5 separate regions of the Homo sapiens genome follow, and regions 2, 3, 4 and 5 are each linked to region 1. Evidence: chromatin contacts called from ENCODE Hi-C or POLR2A ChIA-PET data. All regions are on one chromosome and are shown on one strand. The core of a region is the stretch at or near the end of the contact, and the rest is flanking DNA. Distances in the headings are between cores, read along the strand shown. Region 1 overlaps ME3 (malic enzyme 3). Region 2 holds the start of TMEM126B (transmembrane protein 126B). Region 3 overlaps SYTL2 (synaptotagmin like 2). Region 4 holds the start of SYTL2 (synaptotagmin like 2). Region 5 holds the start of PICALM (phosphatidylinositol binding clathrin assembly protein).

Region 1 (3,144 bases), core at 1-2,500:
GAAAGACCTGCTCCTGTGACTCAATTACCTCCCACCGAGTCTCTCCCACAACACGTGGGAATTCAAGATGAGATTTGGGTGGGGACACAGCCAAACCATATCAGACATCTAGAGTCCAGAACTGTGAGAAAATAAATTTCTATTGTTTAAGCCACCTAGTCTGCAGTGTTTTGTTATGGGAGCCTGAGCAAACTAATACACTTCCTATGAAGAAAATCTCACGTGAAGTCCAAGCCTGTCTGGTCTAAGAGAAAAAAGTCACCACCTGAGAACTGGGACCACATTCTTTGTTCTAATTGTTCCAGCTAGTCCAGCTTCTCCACTAACCTACTTAATCATTACAGACATGGGCACTGTGACAATGATGGCCAGGTGTGTTGGGAATTCAATCACTTGAACAAGAATGTCCCTGGGTTATAACATCCAGGCTGCTGCTTTTTTTTCTAAAGCACCAGACAATTGCTTCACAAAGTTCCCAATAACTCAGCTCTCACCACTTGCTCAAAGCCAGTTTCTTAGGCCTTGAGGGGGGGAAATAGGCTATTTAAACTCAAATGACTATTGAGCTTTGTTGACAAAATACCACTTGGAAGAATAATGTAAATGGAATCCATCTTCAAGGAAGCAAATGTCAAGGAGCACTTCACAAAACCCATGTTCCTCTAGCCACAGTGACTTCATTACTACATCTGAGGGGAGAGAAGTGTGAGTTTAATTAGGTAAACATAGAGACAGTGTTTGGGAATCTCATTGTAACCAGTGAGAAGGCAAGGTTTTCATAGACAATTGCTGGATGCAACTAGGTCAGTCTCCAGATCTGAAATTAAACCCTTTATCTAAGGGTTACTACTTAAGCCAGCAACAAAGGAGCATTTTACCCAATTCCCACTCAGATTTAGAGATGTCAAGTTTTCCTTGTTTCTGACTAGCAACAACAGAAGAAATTAAAACAGCTCAGTCTGGAATATCCCAGGAACCCCCAAACTTAGCAAGATTTGGGGAATATACCACCTAGTCACTCCTTCAGAAAGGGGCACAGTGATGGGGGAGAGCACAGAACGCAGGCATCAAACACACCTGCATTTGAGTCCTGGCTCCATGGGTTACTAAGTGTGTGACTGTGAGCCAGTTATTTAACCTTCCATAGGCCTCAGCTCCCTTATCTATTAACCTGGTGAAATGCAGACCCCTCTGCATGGGGTTACAAGGTTTCAGCATGACTGGGTATGAAAAGAGAACAAAGAAGCTTCCTGGAGATGACTGTGGCCTTGGCTCACTGCCAGGAAAATGACTCATTTCTGTATGCCAGGGTTATAGTTCACTGTTACCCTGACAAATGAATGTGGAAGACCCATGATTTCCTCCACCCTCCTTCACTCACATAGTAAAAGTTAGCTACTGCCTGCAACATACCAGGCACCGTACAACACGAAACTGTAGGCTCCCCCTCCAGGAAGTGACAATGTCATTCCTAACCTGTTGGAATTTTAACACCTGTCATAAAAGGATCTCATGATGCTTTGAATACTTTCTCGAAAGGTGTCACATGCTGCAAGAATAGTAAGGACAGCAACAGCTATCATTTCCTACTTGGGTTGCATGTTTAATATTTCGTAAAACAATACTTTCACATATATCATATGAGCCCCACAAAGGCTCCAGAACTTCAGCATACAACCAGTAAGTTGCAGAACTGGATCACAAGCCCGACCTCCATCTCCCTAAGTTCAATAGGAATTTTCTGATACATTTTCTCCCAAGTTTGAAAGTAATATTACGCACAGAAAAGTTGGAAAAAAATAACCACACCTTATTTTCATCACCCAGAGATAGCCACTGTATCATTTTGTTCTATTTTCTTCCTATCTTTTTTCTATGCTTAAAAAAATTTTATTTAAACAAACTTGAGATCATACTATGTATAAAATTTTTTAGTCTTTTTTCCCCACTAAAAATGTTATGATTAGCATTTTCCCACATACTAAAACTTCAGCCTAAAATGTTATTAAAAAACAGAAAAACACAGCAAGCTTTATCTAGTAATTCCTGTTTTATATAATTGTTTCCAAACTTCCACAATTATGAATTATGCTGTAATGAGCACAAAACTTTTTGTTTCTGATTTTTCTTCAGATTGAACTATAAGTGTACTTAAGAGACTGATGACTCATTCTTTCATTCAACAAATATTTAATAAGCACCGACTAGGTACTGGATACCATTATAAACTGACGATACAGTAATAAGGAAACAAAGTAAAAAAACAGACAAGATATCCCTGCCTTCATGAAACTTACATTCTAGAGATATCAACAGTTTTAAGTATCTGTACGCATACTGTCAAATCACTTTTAGAAAGGTCGAACTATTTTATAACTCCAGTACATAAGTAGCTGTCTTACTACATTTTCACCAATGCTGAGTATTATGATTTAAAATTGTTGCTAATTTATAACACTTAATAAAAATATTGCATTCCTTAGAGATTTTTCTCCTTTGCTCTCTACCTCCATATATTCACCTCATCATAAAATACAAGTACATTGAAGAGACATTTAAGTTATCATCCAAAGTTGGTCTCCTAGCTGGGCATAATGACTCACAGCTATAATCCCAGCACTTTGGGAGGCCAAGGTGGGTGAAGCACTTGAGCCCAGGTGTTTGAGACCAACCTGGGCAACATAAAAACACCCCATCTCTACAAAATAATAATAAAAAAATCAGCCAGGTGTGGTGATGCATGCTTATAGCCCAGCTACTTGGGAGGCTGAGATGGGAAGATCACTTGAGCCCGAGAGGTCAACGCTGCAGTGAGCTGTGATTGCACCACTGACACAGCAAGACCCTTTCTCAAAAAACAATACAAAAAAACACAAAAAAACAAAAAAACGAAACAAAGTCTGCTCTCCAAATGTGAAATTTCAAAAGATTTTTCCTGCCTGCAGTGAGAAAATAATCCCAGTCCCAAAGCAGGGATGGCAAGAGTGGAAATGCCTCTGATACTTTGCAAGGTAGCCCTTGAAGGTAGCAAAAAATAATGATGACAAATCAGTGCCTTGTTAGGGCCTGATATGTCTGGGGACTGAGTCAGCAATGAGTTTCTCCAGTGAAATGCTAGGCTTCTGTGGGGGATGAGCTAGGACA
Region 2 (3,144 bases), core at 1-2,500, 960 kb before region 1:
TTGAAAAAAAAGGAAAGCAATCCCTTGGCATGGAGACATTAAAGTGACAGTGCTACTCAATGGGCACTTGATGCAGGATGAGTTGGCGAAGCAGATTTCTTCACACTGGAGTCATTCACATCATGCCATCTCTTCGCATTCAAGCAGCTCCCTATCCGGCGAGGAAAAACACTGAGACTTCGAGAGAAGCCAAACCTTCCCCCAAAGGTGTTTTCAGAGACGCCGTAGTAGTATTAGACATGTAAGCATAAGCTATGTAAACGGTCCGCGATTTCCTAAATGAGAAAGTGCAGCTGCTTGGCTTTCACATCCACCTTTTCTCTCAATCTCTCTTCAAACTACCCACCTTCCTTTTGCAGAAAAGACAAGACATTTCTTTGCCACCGCTGGCCACCCCTGCCCAAGCCCCGTTCTTTTAGGGAAGAGCACTGAAATGTCCTGCACCCTCCACGCGATGAAGTGTTTCCTCAGGCAGGAGCAACAGCAGCACTAGAAATTATATAACTCTCGAATTTGGCTTCTGTAAGACATGGAGACTGGAGGGTCGGGGGTTGCCGGTCTGGGAGATACTGCTGGGCATTTAACGTGCACAAAACAGCGCCAGGCCTTGCAGTGCCCCCCACCCCGAGACACGGCTGACAAGTGGGTCTTCTCGCGGGGGTAGTGGGCAAATTTCTCTCCGGTCTCTTTCCAAGCGGGGCTAAAGGATGCAAATTGAGGGGACTACAGACTGGGGAGAGGAGTCAGACGGCTGAGAGGAGAGGAGGCTAGTCGGGGCTGCTCTGACGGCGCTGGGCGGCTGGTCCGGGGTTTGGAGGAGGAGGTGCCCGAGAAACAGAGCTTTAACACCACACAGGCCAGGGCAAAGGGGCGAGTTCCCTCAAGGACTGAAAGGGGCAGGCAGCTAGTTCCCAGCTGCCCTGAGGAGAGGCAGGAGCGCAGTAACATTACAACATTCGGGCCGCCCCATCTTTCCCGCAGGACGCGAAGAGATCAGGGAGCTAAGCTGATAAATAGTCAGGGAAGGAAATACTCGGCTGGCGAGGGGGGCAGGCCCACAGGCGCCTGGACCTCCTCTAAGCGAATAAGTGGCCGTAATTTCTAGACGCCGCGCCCAATCACAGTCAGGATGGAGGGCGCGGCTTTTGACTGAGTGGGGGCGGGCCCGGGCTGCAATCGAGAGGCGTTGAGCCGTAAATCAGCACCACTTCCCGCCCAGGGCGTTCTGGGTCCCCGCCCACCGGCAAGTCACATGAGCCACCAAAATGGTGGTGTTCGGGTATGAGGCTGGGACTAAGCCAAGGGATTCAGGTGTGGTGCCGGTGGGAACTGAGGAAGCGCCCAAGGTAGGCGGAAATCCGAAGTGGTATGGGGGGTGATTTCTGCACCTTCAAAGTGTTGGCAGACTCTTCTAAGATGATACCTTTAAAGGAGATTTGAAAAGTTAAAACAGCTCCCAAGTCCATGCAAGGAGCAGTCGATTAAGTCTCCAGTTGCTGTGGAAAGAGGCGGAGAGAACGTAGATGACCTAAATTCTAGTCCTCATTATCTGCAGTTTGTTTTCTCTTGTCTCCAGGCCTTTGCACAGGCTTTTTCTTCAACTTGGAGTATTTCCCTGCTTCTATCCGTCCCAACTCCCCTGCCAAACTGTTCTCTTTCGGTTATTGATTTAAATGTCACTTCTTCCGGGAAGCCTTCCCACGCTTCCTCTGGCTAGATTGTTTGCTTTTTCTTAGGTTGTTGGGTTTTTCGTTTATGTCACTCTCTCATTCTGTGTTTAAATTGCCAGCTTTTTTGTTCTGAACTCCCACTGCGTTGTGGATTCCTGAGGATGGGATGACTGTATCTTGATTACCCGGAGGTCTGGCATATACCACGTGCTCCCTAAATTATGAGCGAATGTTGAATAAAATTCTAAAGGTGAAATTTATTATTAGGTGAAAAATTTATTATTAGGTAAAATAATACACATGAAAGCACTACAAAACCGTTAGATGATTTGCAAACTATAAACCTACATAAATGCACTCTTACTGGTATAAGCGTGGTGACTAGTTGAGTGGCCTTAAGGGGGAAGGGGTGTAATGAAAGCACTGGAGTCTTTGACAGTGCCTTGCAAAGCTTAAGCACTCAAATATTTCCTGTGTTCTTTCCAGTATTTCAGTATTTGCTGTCCTGTAATCATAATCCTGGGTGTCTGTTTTCCCTATAGAGACTTTAGGGTGTAGACTAGGTAGGAGATTAGTAGAAGATATTGCCTGGAAGTTTGTTTTGTTTTTTGTTTTTGGTGGAAGGTGGAGGATTTCAATGAATTGGATGAGAGCAAAACAAAAATTTATCTATGGTTTATGGTTACTCATGTTATTGACGTCTGCCAAGACAGCAGATGTCTTAGTACAATAGATGGGTTAGGTATAGAATCTCCCTTAGATGTTACTATCCCTTATACTTTCCATTTGGGTGTCAGGGAGAGGGAAAAGATGTAAGTCTAGTCACTGAAAAATTGTAATTTGTAAAATATTTTACCTTTTTTTCCCCCTGCCCTCTCCAGAAATGTTACAGAAAAAGATTGAGTACATTTCTGCCATGATGCAGAGAAAGAAACTGGTCCATTATTACTCATTGTGTAACACCATAAGAAGGTTCAAAGGAGCTCATACCTTCTGTATGTTGATGCCAGGAACTGTGTATAATGAACTGGCCTTCTATAGTTAGGATTGGTACATACCGCTCATTCAGCAAATGAGTATTACAGTGATATTCAACATGTGTCCATTGACTACAGCATCAGAAGCACTAAGTGCTATTAAAATGCAGATTCTAGGCCTCATCCTACTCCTGCTGAATCCAGGTATCTCAGGAGGGAATTCATGAGACTGCATTTCAAATAAATACCCCATGTGATTCTTGTGCATGCTGAAGGTTGAGAACCACTGATTTATTAAGTATCTTGTGTGTTCATTATGCTTTATCCCCTCTAATCCTCTTGTCTAGGACTCCTTAAATTTGAGATTTAGTATTTCCCTTTAATATAAACATTAAAATTGAGATTAGTGTAAATTTGTAAAGAGACTATTTAGCTAATCTGGAGGAAAAAGAGTAAAAAGCACTGAATTTAGCAGCAATAGACCTTCCACTTGGCTG
Region 3 (3,144 bases), core at 479-2,978, 890 kb before region 1:
AGGCTTGTCTTGAACTCTTAAGCTCAAGGGATCCACCAGCCTCAGCCTCCTAAAGTGTTGGGATTACAGGCGTGAGCCACCACCCCCAGTCAAGAGTGGTTAAACATTTTATAGGGATACTGTATGTACATACGTAATAGTTAATATTATGGGCAGATAGTTACTAAGAAGTTGGCTTAGTCTGAAATTGTTGTCTAGGCTGGGTTCATACGAACAGAGGAATGCCACCAGATTTTTCTGAATGGGTTAGCTCAATCAGTCAACCAAACAGTACTTAGTGAGGATCTATCATAAGCTCATCTCTATGCTATGCTAGGAACATCATTAGATATACAGAGAATACATGAAATAATCTATGCCCTTGGGAAATGTTTATAGTTATGTTGGAGAGAATAATTCAAATAAAATGATAAAAATGTAATATACAGTGAAACTCCAAGTTATTACTGTAATGTTCTAGAAGATGATATGATCAGTGAGATCTAATATAGTTAGGGAAAGCTTTATGGAGGAGATGGGGCTTCATCTAAGACTTTGGTAGGTTGAGGAGAAGAGGAAGCCATTTCAAAGAAGAAAAACTACGTGGACAAAAATTCAGACATGGTGGCACCCATCACAACACACAATACCCCTGCCCTCTACTACCAAGTGATAGAAGGAAAAAGGGAAATGGGATTTCTATGAATGTTGACTTTAAATGATAGGATACAAATTATATGCAAAAGAATCTACCTTTTAGGAAAATCCAGAAGTTCAAAGGTGGCAGTCTGACAGCAATCCAGCCTGAAAATATGCTTTACTTGCCCTCTAATTCTTTCTTTTTTGGGGGGCGGGGGGCGGTATAAACTACATCAGAATGCTTTTCTTTAGTTCAGTCACTATCCTCACCATCAATTATTTCTTCCATCTCACTAGCTTCACTGCCTGGTTACTGAAAGCATTTGAGTTTACAACCTCTGATTTCAGCCATAACATTCATACAGATTCTTAAAGAGACTAACTTGGGGAACTTGCTTGGGAAATGGAGCAAGGAGCTGGCTGGCATTCATTTCCTGCTAGTCTCTTGCTCCTTAACTGGGCTGAAGACCTGACAAGGAGGCAATTAATAATCTTGAGGGAAAAGCTTTATCTCTTAATGAGACCCTGAGAGTGGAGGGTGAATGAGCTTTAAGTTCTCTGGAGTCCTCTTAATTCCCACCTGTGAAAAAGAACACTCAGGTTCTATTCTTATAGCACTATCAATAAGTCCAAATTCCAAACACAGGAATACACAAATTCTGAATACAGGCCATTCACATTGTGCAGATACAAATTTTTGGAGAGTGAGGTGAAACCTAATGACTATAAACTAAACTAAAAAAAAAAATGAGAACTTTCTTATAGAAACAGAAAGTAAAATGATGATTACCAGAAGCTGGTAGTAGAGGAAAAGGAAATTGTTGGTTAATAGATAAACAGGTTCAGATTTGCAAGATGAAAAGGTTCTGGAGATCTGTTTCCCAACAGTGTGAATATACTTAGCACTACTAAGCTGTACAGTTAAAAATGGTGAAGATGGTAGATTTTATGTTTTCTTTTTTTTTTTTTTTTGCCACAATAACAAAAAAAGAATTTTCTTATTTACAACTGTGAATAGACTCATTTGGTCTATACGTTACTAACTTGATAAGTTTCTTTAGGGCCTCACCTTTGAAAACGCATAGTAAATACTGTGAGAAGGGAGGGATAAGGAAAGGACATAAATCTGAATAGAAAGTCATTACATACCAGGGACTGGCTCTGGGACATACTGGAGAGCTAGTTTCATTTCACCTCTGTTTTCTGCTTCAAGGGCAACTGGTGCTGTCTGAAAAGTGAAGAAATGTCAGCAGGTGGGAGACAAACTTTTCATCCTGTTTGTTGGTATAGGTCTCATTACAGAACCATATCTGTCCCATTTCTGGGACCATGTGTCACTCATGAGTGCTCTGGATTAAAATTTCTCTCTGCATCAGAACTAGACTGTTGCCTTAATACCTGGGAAAACTAGGTTGTATATCTTGAAAAATCTTGCAGGATACCCAGAAAATATTTCAAGGCCTTTAGTCTCAAAGATGGTGAAGAAACCAGAATGGCTTTCTTGGAGATGGGAGAGGTTTCTTTGAATGCTTTAATTTTGATCAAAACACAAATATTTTGTTAGCTATTCAGCCAGCATATAAAACAATTTATTTGTATTCCCTTTATTTGAAGGAGTATGAGATAGTGTGTGAAAGTAAGGGGGGAAAGGCCATATCTTACATTTTCAAAGCTGCACTAATCTGATTATTTTAGGCCAAATGCATAGAAGTCTGTAAGTATAACAAAGACTGAACAATAATTTTTTAAACTTCTATCTGTTATTTTCAAGTACACGTTGAATATTCCTTATCTGAAATGCTTGGGATCAGAAAAGTTTCAGATTTCGGATTTGTTTTTTGAAATTCGTAATATTTGCATATACGTAATGAGATATCTTAGGGATGGGACCCAAGTCTAAACACAAAATTCATTTATGTTTCATATACATCTTCTACACATAGCCTGAAGGTAATTTTATATAACATTTTTAATAACTTTATGCAACCCATCACATGAAGCAGGTGTGGAATTTTCCACTTACGGCATCATATCGGCACTCAAAAAGTTTCAGATTTTGGAGCATTATGGATTTGAAATTTTTGAATTAGGGATGCTAAACCTGTATAAGAAACCTGCATAAGATAGTTTTTTACTTTCAAATTCTGGCTCTTTAGAGCTTTATTTTCAAAATATGGGTATGTATCAGAAACGTAATGGTAGCCAGTTAAAAATGAGATGCTTTTGATATCTTCTGAGGAGTTCAGGTCTTGGGTAGGGCTAGAAATAAGTGCTTCAAGTGATTTTGATATAACATTTGAGAACCATTTCTTTAGTGGAACTAAAACAGTTCCACTGTTGTGTAGACACTAAGTTATGGTTTGTATTAGTTATTTATATTTATCACTTCCTACTATGATGGACTAGCTTGGATCACATCAACCCCTAAACTAATAACAATTTAAAAGGTGGGATTTTAAATATCAGTTTGAAAGTGCTAAAGAATTATTAACACAGACAGGACTCAAATGAACAAGATCTTAGAGT
Region 4 (3,144 bases), core at 479-2,978, 780 kb before region 1:
CACCATAAATGACATAATAGCTCTAAGATGTTTTGCATAGTGCCTGACACCTGGTGAGAACACAATGTTAGACATTTTTGCTCTCCTTATTCCAGCTTGCTCTTACTTAAGGAGCACAAAGACAGTGTAAAGAACACAGGTTTTAGAATCAGAGATTGGATTTGAATTCCAGCTATGCTACTTCCTAGCTAAGTGACTAAAGGAAGCAATCTTTCTGAGCCTGTTTCTCACCTATAAAATAGGGTATAGTACATCACCCCTCATGTGGCTTTGTGAGAATTAAGGATATATTACATACAAAGAAGTGTCTGGCCCATAGTAAGTGCCCACTAAACAGCAGTCAACATTGCCCTGCTGCCGTCCCCACACCTCTTCTCCTTCCTAGCTGCTCTTGATGGGTTCTGCAATCTGATTTCACCTGGATACCACACTAAGGGTGAGAAGGGGCAGAACTTCAGGGGTGGAGGAAAGTGAGGGAAGGGAAATGCTGGAGACCTTCCATAGAAATCCAGCCAAGTCCTCAGCTCCTTTCAATCATCCTACTCTATCTGGCTGCTCCATCCAGCAGACAGCAGGGGTCACCATCCTGGTGGGGAATGGCTGCCAACAAGGGGACGGGAAGCTGGATGGCAGTTTGCATCCACCCCACCTTCCAGGGTCTATCTGTCTGAAGCCCCACCGGGCTTCCTCTGCACATCCCTGCCGGGCTGTGTGGCTCAGGGGGCTGACAGGGTGATTCATAGCCTGTTCTTATCTAGGCTTCTATCTCAACCCTGCGCCCAAAGCCCTGGAGGCTGCTGGTCACAAACCAGCACTAAATGAAAAGAAGAACTTTTCATTAAGGCAGGAAGTGGAGCCCCTCAAGGTCAAAGGGGATTTATAAAGAGAGGAGGAAAGAAAGGGAAGACGCGGCAGGATGGGTGCAGAGAAAGAGAGACCCACTTCCTATATGCTGGTGGAGCCCTGTGTCTTAGACGCTAAAAACAGTCGCTTTTCCACTTCAAAGGATGATAAAGCCCACTCGTGTAGTTTATAGCTCGCCGTGGGACGAGGTGTGGGTATGGAAGAGAATTCCAAAACACGTCTTATTTTCAAAGGAGAAATCATCATCCCCTGGCCGGCCCTTCCCAACACCCCACCTGTAAACAGGTGCTGACGCTCCTACCTTTCTGCACCTGAGCAATCTGGGGGCAGTTACTCTGCAGCCAGGTCTCCCCAGCACCCAGCCCCAAGCCCAGGTCAGTCCCTGAAAGCCCTAGAAAACGCGATAGCTCAGCAGAACCCTCGCCTACCCGGGCATCCCAGCTTCCTGGCCGCCTGGGCAGCGGAGGTGGCTCTGGAGTAGGTGGGAAACTGAGGAAAGGAGCTTTCCCCGTGCCAAAACGCAGTTCCCATTTTAGAACTGGTTAGACTAAGGAACAACATTCTACACCACCTCCCTCACTTAACAGAGGAGGAAGCAGAGACCAAGAGAGGGAAACAAAGTTGCCCGAGGTAACACAGCGAGTGGGCCAAGTAGAGACTGGAACCCGAGTGCGCACCTCCGAGTCGCTGCCGGGCAGGGAGCGCGCCTCGCCGTCTCTCTTGTCTTCTGGCCCCCAGCCCTCGGCCTGGCGGTGCAAACCGCGCAGCCCCGGGCGCGGCGCGTTACCTTCCCCCGGGCAAGGCGTTGCGAGCCTTCACTCTCCCGACGGACGCTGGCGGCACGGCCCGGGTGTCGCCCGGCACTGTCAACGCAGAGCGGCGTGCGCGAGTCCCTCCCCGCTACCCCCGCCCCCGGCGGGCGGTGCGGTGGGGCCGGTCCCGGGTGCTCGGGCCAATGGCGCTTCGCCCGCTCCCCGCCCCGGCCCGCCCCGGCCTCCTCGCCCGGCACACAGCGCCTGCCAGCCCCTGCCCTCTCCCCTTCCCTCCCTTCGCCCTCCGCCCCCGCCTGCTGCTTCTCTCCGGTTCCTAGCCTCCTTCTCAAGTGTACCTTGCCCCGAAACAACCTGTTTTCTGTGCAAATAAAGCAGCACTGTTGTTATTGTTATTATTATTTTTATCACGGCGCGTTAGGGGGCCTTGGAGCCCGAGAGTGTGGAGCACTAGGAGCCTCTGCACTCCGAGAAGGGACAGCCACCGCGCAGGGAAAGGGGCGCGGAGGGTATGGAGCCCGGTCATGGGGTAACTTGCTTTAACCCTCGGGACGTCAATTTCCTCACATGTGAAATAGAAGAAGGGGGGAAAAAAGTTGTTGAGAGGACTAAATGAAGTGATGCTTTAAAATACAATAATACCTAGAGAAAGGTGAGGGCGTCATGCACTGCCTGAGCTACTTACTGGGGTATGCACAGAGGACTGGTAAGCTCCTGGAAGACGCTGTGTGGCAGGGAGGCAGACAATGCAATACAGTAAATACAATATTGTGGTCGGGCGCGGTGGCTCACACCTGTAATCCCAGCATTATGGGAGGCCGAGGCAGGTGGATAACCCGAGGTCAGGAGTTCGGGACCAGCCCGGCCAACATAGCAAAACTCTGTTCTAATTAGAAAAGAAAAAAGAAAAATTAGCTGGGTGTGGTGGCGAGCGCCCGTAGTCCCAACTACTTAGGAAGCTGAGGCAGGAGAATCGCTTTAACCCGAGAGGTGGAGGCTGCCGTGAGCCAAGATCGCACCACTGCACCCCATCCTGGGTGACAGAGCAAGACTCTGTCTCAAAAAAATAAATAAAATAATTTAAAAATTGTATCACGACCTATTTTTTACAAGTTACCCATGATGGGGCCAGCCCAGGCAAACCTCTGAAGGAGATGAACCTTAAAGCCTTTTTCCTTATCATTTCCTGGACTAGTGTTGTCCATTTAACTGAGGGTGGCCCAGGTCTGCCTTTGGTTCTTCCAAAGGTCTTCCTTCTCCCAAACTTACAAATACTTATCCCCAAGGGCTTCAGTTAGTGCCCAGTGCAGGCTGCTAGCCTGGCCCAAGAGTCCTGGCACTGTGCAGAGATGTGTATTCTGGCTTCCTTCAGCCTTTGAGAGCCTGGTGTGTCCCTGTGCTGGGTGAGCATGCCACATGCAAAAGAGGAATAAGCCACTGGTCTTGCCTTTGAAGAAACAAATTTGTAAATAATTTCATTTTAGGGTAAGTGTTATAATAGGTTGACAAA
Region 5 (3,144 bases), core at 420-2,919, 520 kb before region 1:
CTTGAGTGATCCAATGAGCTTTGTACCCTGGGGTAAAAGAGCGCAAAGAAAAAGGAGGGTATTACAGGTGACTTCCAGGTTAGAAAAAAGTTACGAGGAGTTAGCTCTACTAATTGTATCTACGTTAGCGAATGGACGAATACTATGTCGTGTAAGAGAAGCTAAAGCTAGTTCCTCAAAAGGTAACTGGCATAATTAAAACATCCAAACTCAAGCATCATCAAACATCATTTTGCCAATTTTTTTAAGGGATGTATGTTATTTGTAAGTAAATTTATTAATCCATTTGGAATTCCAACAGTCTACGCTTAACACTCAAGCTTCTGAATTCAAGCCGCCAGAATTAACAGTTCCAGGAACTGATAAGAGTATCAGCAAAATGCCTTTTTCCATATCCCCATGTGAAAAGCTGGGGGGCAGAGCTGACAGTCACAAACTCACCCCAGTCAAAAGTATGGACAACACAACGATTAAATTCCACCAGAGGCAAATAAAAATCCCAACTTTCCAGAAAGCTTTCCCTACACCAAATTGAATCCTTTTACTTTCACTCCCACAAAGAAGGTAATCTGAAATAAAAGTCGGGTAACTGGGTATGGTATTTAAAATGAGTCGAAGAAACTACACTGAAGCTACTATAGAGGCGATGAAAAGGTAACCCAAAAGCAGGAGGGAAGGTGGAACAGAAAGCCAGGAAGGGATGGGCGAAGCAGCTAGTGGAGCAAAGGAAGTGGGGGATCCCTTCCAGGGAGGCAGCCCGGAGGGATAACAAGGATCTGGATGCAAGGAACCAGGCGTTTACTGAAACCCGAAGGAGGCTGATGAAGAAACAATGGGGCTTGGAGACGCTCAGACGAGGGCGACGAGGCGGCACCGGACGGGTGGGAAGGAAGAGCAGAAGGCTGCAGTGGAGACGGGTAGGGGGTGAGAAGCCAGGTGGGGAAGCAAGTTGGTTGGGTATGATGGGGTGTGGTAGCGCACCGGGCAGGGAGACGAGGGTCCCCTAGGAATAGGGAGGGGAGTGGCTTGTCAGATTTTGAGACGGGGAGCGGAGGCCGTGAAGGCAGGTGTGATGGAAGCAAAAGAACACAGCTCAACGGGCACAGGACCGGCCGTGCCAGAGAAGACGCAGGGAGGGAAGAGGCAGTAGAAGGGTGAAAGACAAGAGAGAGAGAGAAGGACGCGCGCGGGTCGCGCGGGCGCCGGGGAGCGGGGGCCGCGGTCGGCTTCACTCACAGTCCAGGTGCTTTTTCTTGGGCCCCATGATCTCGTGGGTCGTGGCCTTGCATACTGTCTTGGATACGGCAGAGCCGGTGACACTGTGCTGGGCGGCAGTGATTCGGTCCGTCAGGCTCTGGCCGGACATCTCTGCAGCTCCTCCACCACCCCACCCGCTCAGCAGCCGGCGGGGACTGGGACCCCCAAGAGCCGGAGGGTCCCCACCCCCCACCGCACCCCCTACCCCCACCGGCTCCTTCCCCGCCTGCCGGCCTGGGGCGCGGTTCGGGGCCGCGCGCTGCCACCAGTCCAGAGAGAACCGGCTCGTGTCACCCGCGGAGTCGGACAAGATGTCGGGCACTCCCTTGCCCCCGCCTCAGTTCAGCCCACCCCTTCCCGGGTCAGCTGGAGCCGGGCAGGGTAAGAGGAACAGGCAGCTGCAGGAAAATGGCGGCGCCAGGCTCCTCCTCGGAGCTTTCCGGGCTGCCCCGGGTCACGTGACTCGGACACCGCCCCTCCTCCCTTCTCCCGCCCCTTTCCCCTTCCCTTTCCTCTTCGACGCCCGCCCTCCCTCGCTCAGCGAGGGAAGAGCTGGGCGGCGCCCGCGCGTTACGTGATGGAACTCGCCAGGCGGGCGCAACAGGAGGCCCGCCCGAGGGGAGTGCACAGCCGGCGCATCACGTGACTCTCCCTGCCAACAGGTCGCCTGAGGCTCGGCCCGCGGGGTCACAGACGCCGGGCGGGGCGGGGCGGGAGAGGAATGGCGAGGGCGGTGTGCTGGCGGGGGTGGGGCGGGGCGGCAGGCTTCTCCCCTTATCCCCCCACCTCAAGTGTGTCCTCGTGTCTGTGGTTGAAACCAACAGCTTGACAAAGGAGGTGCAGCTGCCTTCACAGCTTCCCCTGAAGTGGGGGGTATTAGGCCTCTGGCTCCCCGAGCTTTCCCAGCAGAGTCAAGAATGTATTTCAAGACGCCTCCCAAAGCCGCCCTCCTGGCTTAAAGGAGAAGGTTCCAAACGGCCTATTTTCTGAACCTTCCAGCAGGCCTCTCTCTACCATGGAACTATTGAAGCTCTCCTTATTTACTTACCCCAGAAAGGTTTTTTCCCCCCTTTCCTTGAGAGGCTTGGAAATGTCACCTGGTTTTGTTTATCTCTACTCCGAAAACCCGACACGTTGCTGCCATTCTAAATTTAGATACTAGCTGGCCGGTATTCATTCTCTAGGGTGTGGAATAGGACAGGAAACACATAGCTTCACTGGAATTTGAAAAGGGAAGTAGTAGGATGATGTCAACAGCGATTAGCTTGACCCTACATGGCTGACTGCTGTGGTGATTAAAGGTCCAGACCATAGAAGGAAGTGAGAGGGGCGGTAAATGGAGAAGTCCCATTCAAACAGTCCAGACATCACTGCCTGCCATCTCCCCTGGTTTAGTCTTTCTTACCTTTGGCCTCTTTTCTCTTATTGGGTGAGCCAGATTTCCATGGAAAGACGTTGACACTGCCCTGTGGACATTTTAAAAGAAGTATTACATCCTGAAATACTATTCAATGAGACCCAGACCATACATTAACAAAGCCTTTTATATGTTATTAGAGCCTCTACATTCAACCCAGGGTTAGGGATAAGTTGAAAAATATGTGAGTGCTAAGTTACCATGATAGTCACATGTAATCTTGCTAGTTTCAAATGAAATGCTAACATTCTCAGAAAGTCTGTGTACACCATCTGCCAGCCAAATCCAAAATACTGTGCTTCAATCTGGTGACTCTCAAAGGATGCAAAGCTGATAGATATTTAACATTTTATGTATCATATCAGGAATTTTGTGGTCTCCCATTTTCCCCACGCCCCCTCACCCCTCTTTTTTCCCCACTATGGCTGGTGAAATTCTGCAGCAACATGCTCTTGCCAAGAACACACAAG

What was found. Hi-C counts contacts between places; a loop is a spot of excess contacts on that map. ChIA-PET counts read pairs that join two places held with the same protein, here RNA polymerase II (POLR2A). Pooled maps may share reads with other maps.
Region 2: a map with no recorded cell type shows a loop between it and region 1 (12-fold over the local background). The contact joins the promoter of TMEM126B here to the enhancer-like site in region 1. A Hi-C loop is called at or near these places in 2 of 37 single-sample maps with no recorded cell type and 11 of 50 pooled maps. POLR2A ChIA-PET finds 5 or more read pairs at or near these places in 2 of 52 experiments (MCF 10A and T-cell).
Region 3: a loop to region 1 is called in a pooled map, with 13 times the contacts of the local background. The contact joins two enhancer-like sites. A Hi-C loop is called at or near these places in 2 of 37 single-sample maps with no recorded cell type and 6 of 50 pooled maps.
Region 4: a pooled map shows a loop between it and region 1 (2.5-fold over the local background). The contact joins the promoter of SYTL2 here to the enhancer-like site in region 1. A Hi-C loop is called at or near these places in 8 of 50 pooled maps.
Region 5: a map with no recorded cell type shows a loop between it and region 1 (11-fold over the local background). The contact joins the promoter of PICALM here to the enhancer-like site in region 1. A Hi-C loop is called at or near these places in 3 of 37 single-sample maps with no recorded cell type and 10 of 50 pooled maps. POLR2A ChIA-PET finds 5 or more read pairs at or near these places in 1 of 52 experiments (GM10248).

The regions. Positions count from the first base shown.
Region 1 is chr11:86,591,826-86,594,969 of GRCh38, forward strand. The region is part of intron 2 of ME3 (malic enzyme 3); the gene reads right to left. Among named protein-coding and RNA genes, the nearest start is that of ME3, 79 kb to the right of the region's middle. RefSeq lists a silencer at 2,988-3,144. Within about 2 kb of position 1,251, at least 19 of the 41 ENCODE cell types and tissues checked have a DNase peak (open chromatin) inside an H3K27ac peak, as active enhancers do.
Region 2 is chr11:85,627,343-85,630,486 of GRCh38, forward strand. It overlaps TMEM126B (transmembrane protein 126B), which reads left to right and starts at 1,251. Exons shown (of 5, transcript NM_018480.7): 1 at 1,251-1,346. The coding sequence starts at 1,266. It overlaps DLG2 (discs large MAGUK scaffold protein 2), which reads right to left and starts at 2. Exons shown (of 28, transcript NM_001142699.3): 1 at 1-2. RefSeq lists enhancers at 48-556, 429-588, 669-718, 859-1,048, 1,299-1,348 and 1 more.
Region 3 is chr11:85,698,748-85,701,891 of GRCh38, forward strand. SYTL2 (synaptotagmin like 2) reads right to left here. Exons shown (of 20, transcript NM_206927.4): 17 at 1,768-1,846. Among named protein-coding and RNA genes, the nearest start is that of CCDC89, 14 kb to the left of the region's middle. Within about 2 kb of position 1,729, at least 2 of the 41 ENCODE cell types and tissues checked have a DNase peak (open chromatin) inside an H3K27ac peak, as active enhancers do.
Region 4 is chr11:85,809,413-85,812,556 of GRCh38, forward strand. It overlaps SYTL2 (synaptotagmin like 2), which reads right to left and starts at 1,729. Exons shown (of 20, transcript NM_206927.4): 1 at 1,542-1,729. RefSeq lists a silencer at 1,688-1,867.
Region 5 is chr11:86,067,415-86,070,558 of GRCh38, forward strand. It overlaps PICALM (phosphatidylinositol binding clathrin assembly protein), which reads right to left and starts at 1,670. Exons shown (of 20, transcript NM_007166.4): 1 at 1,237-1,670. The coding sequence starts at 1,366. LOC124902731 (a long non-coding RNA gene) reads left to right here and starts at 2,510. Exons shown (of 2, transcript XR_007062823.1): 1 at 2,510-3,144. RefSeq lists enhancers at 316-1,018, 1,019-1,720, 1,460-2,659 and silencers at 1,285-1,334, 1,405-1,454, 1,595-1,764, 1,915-2,184.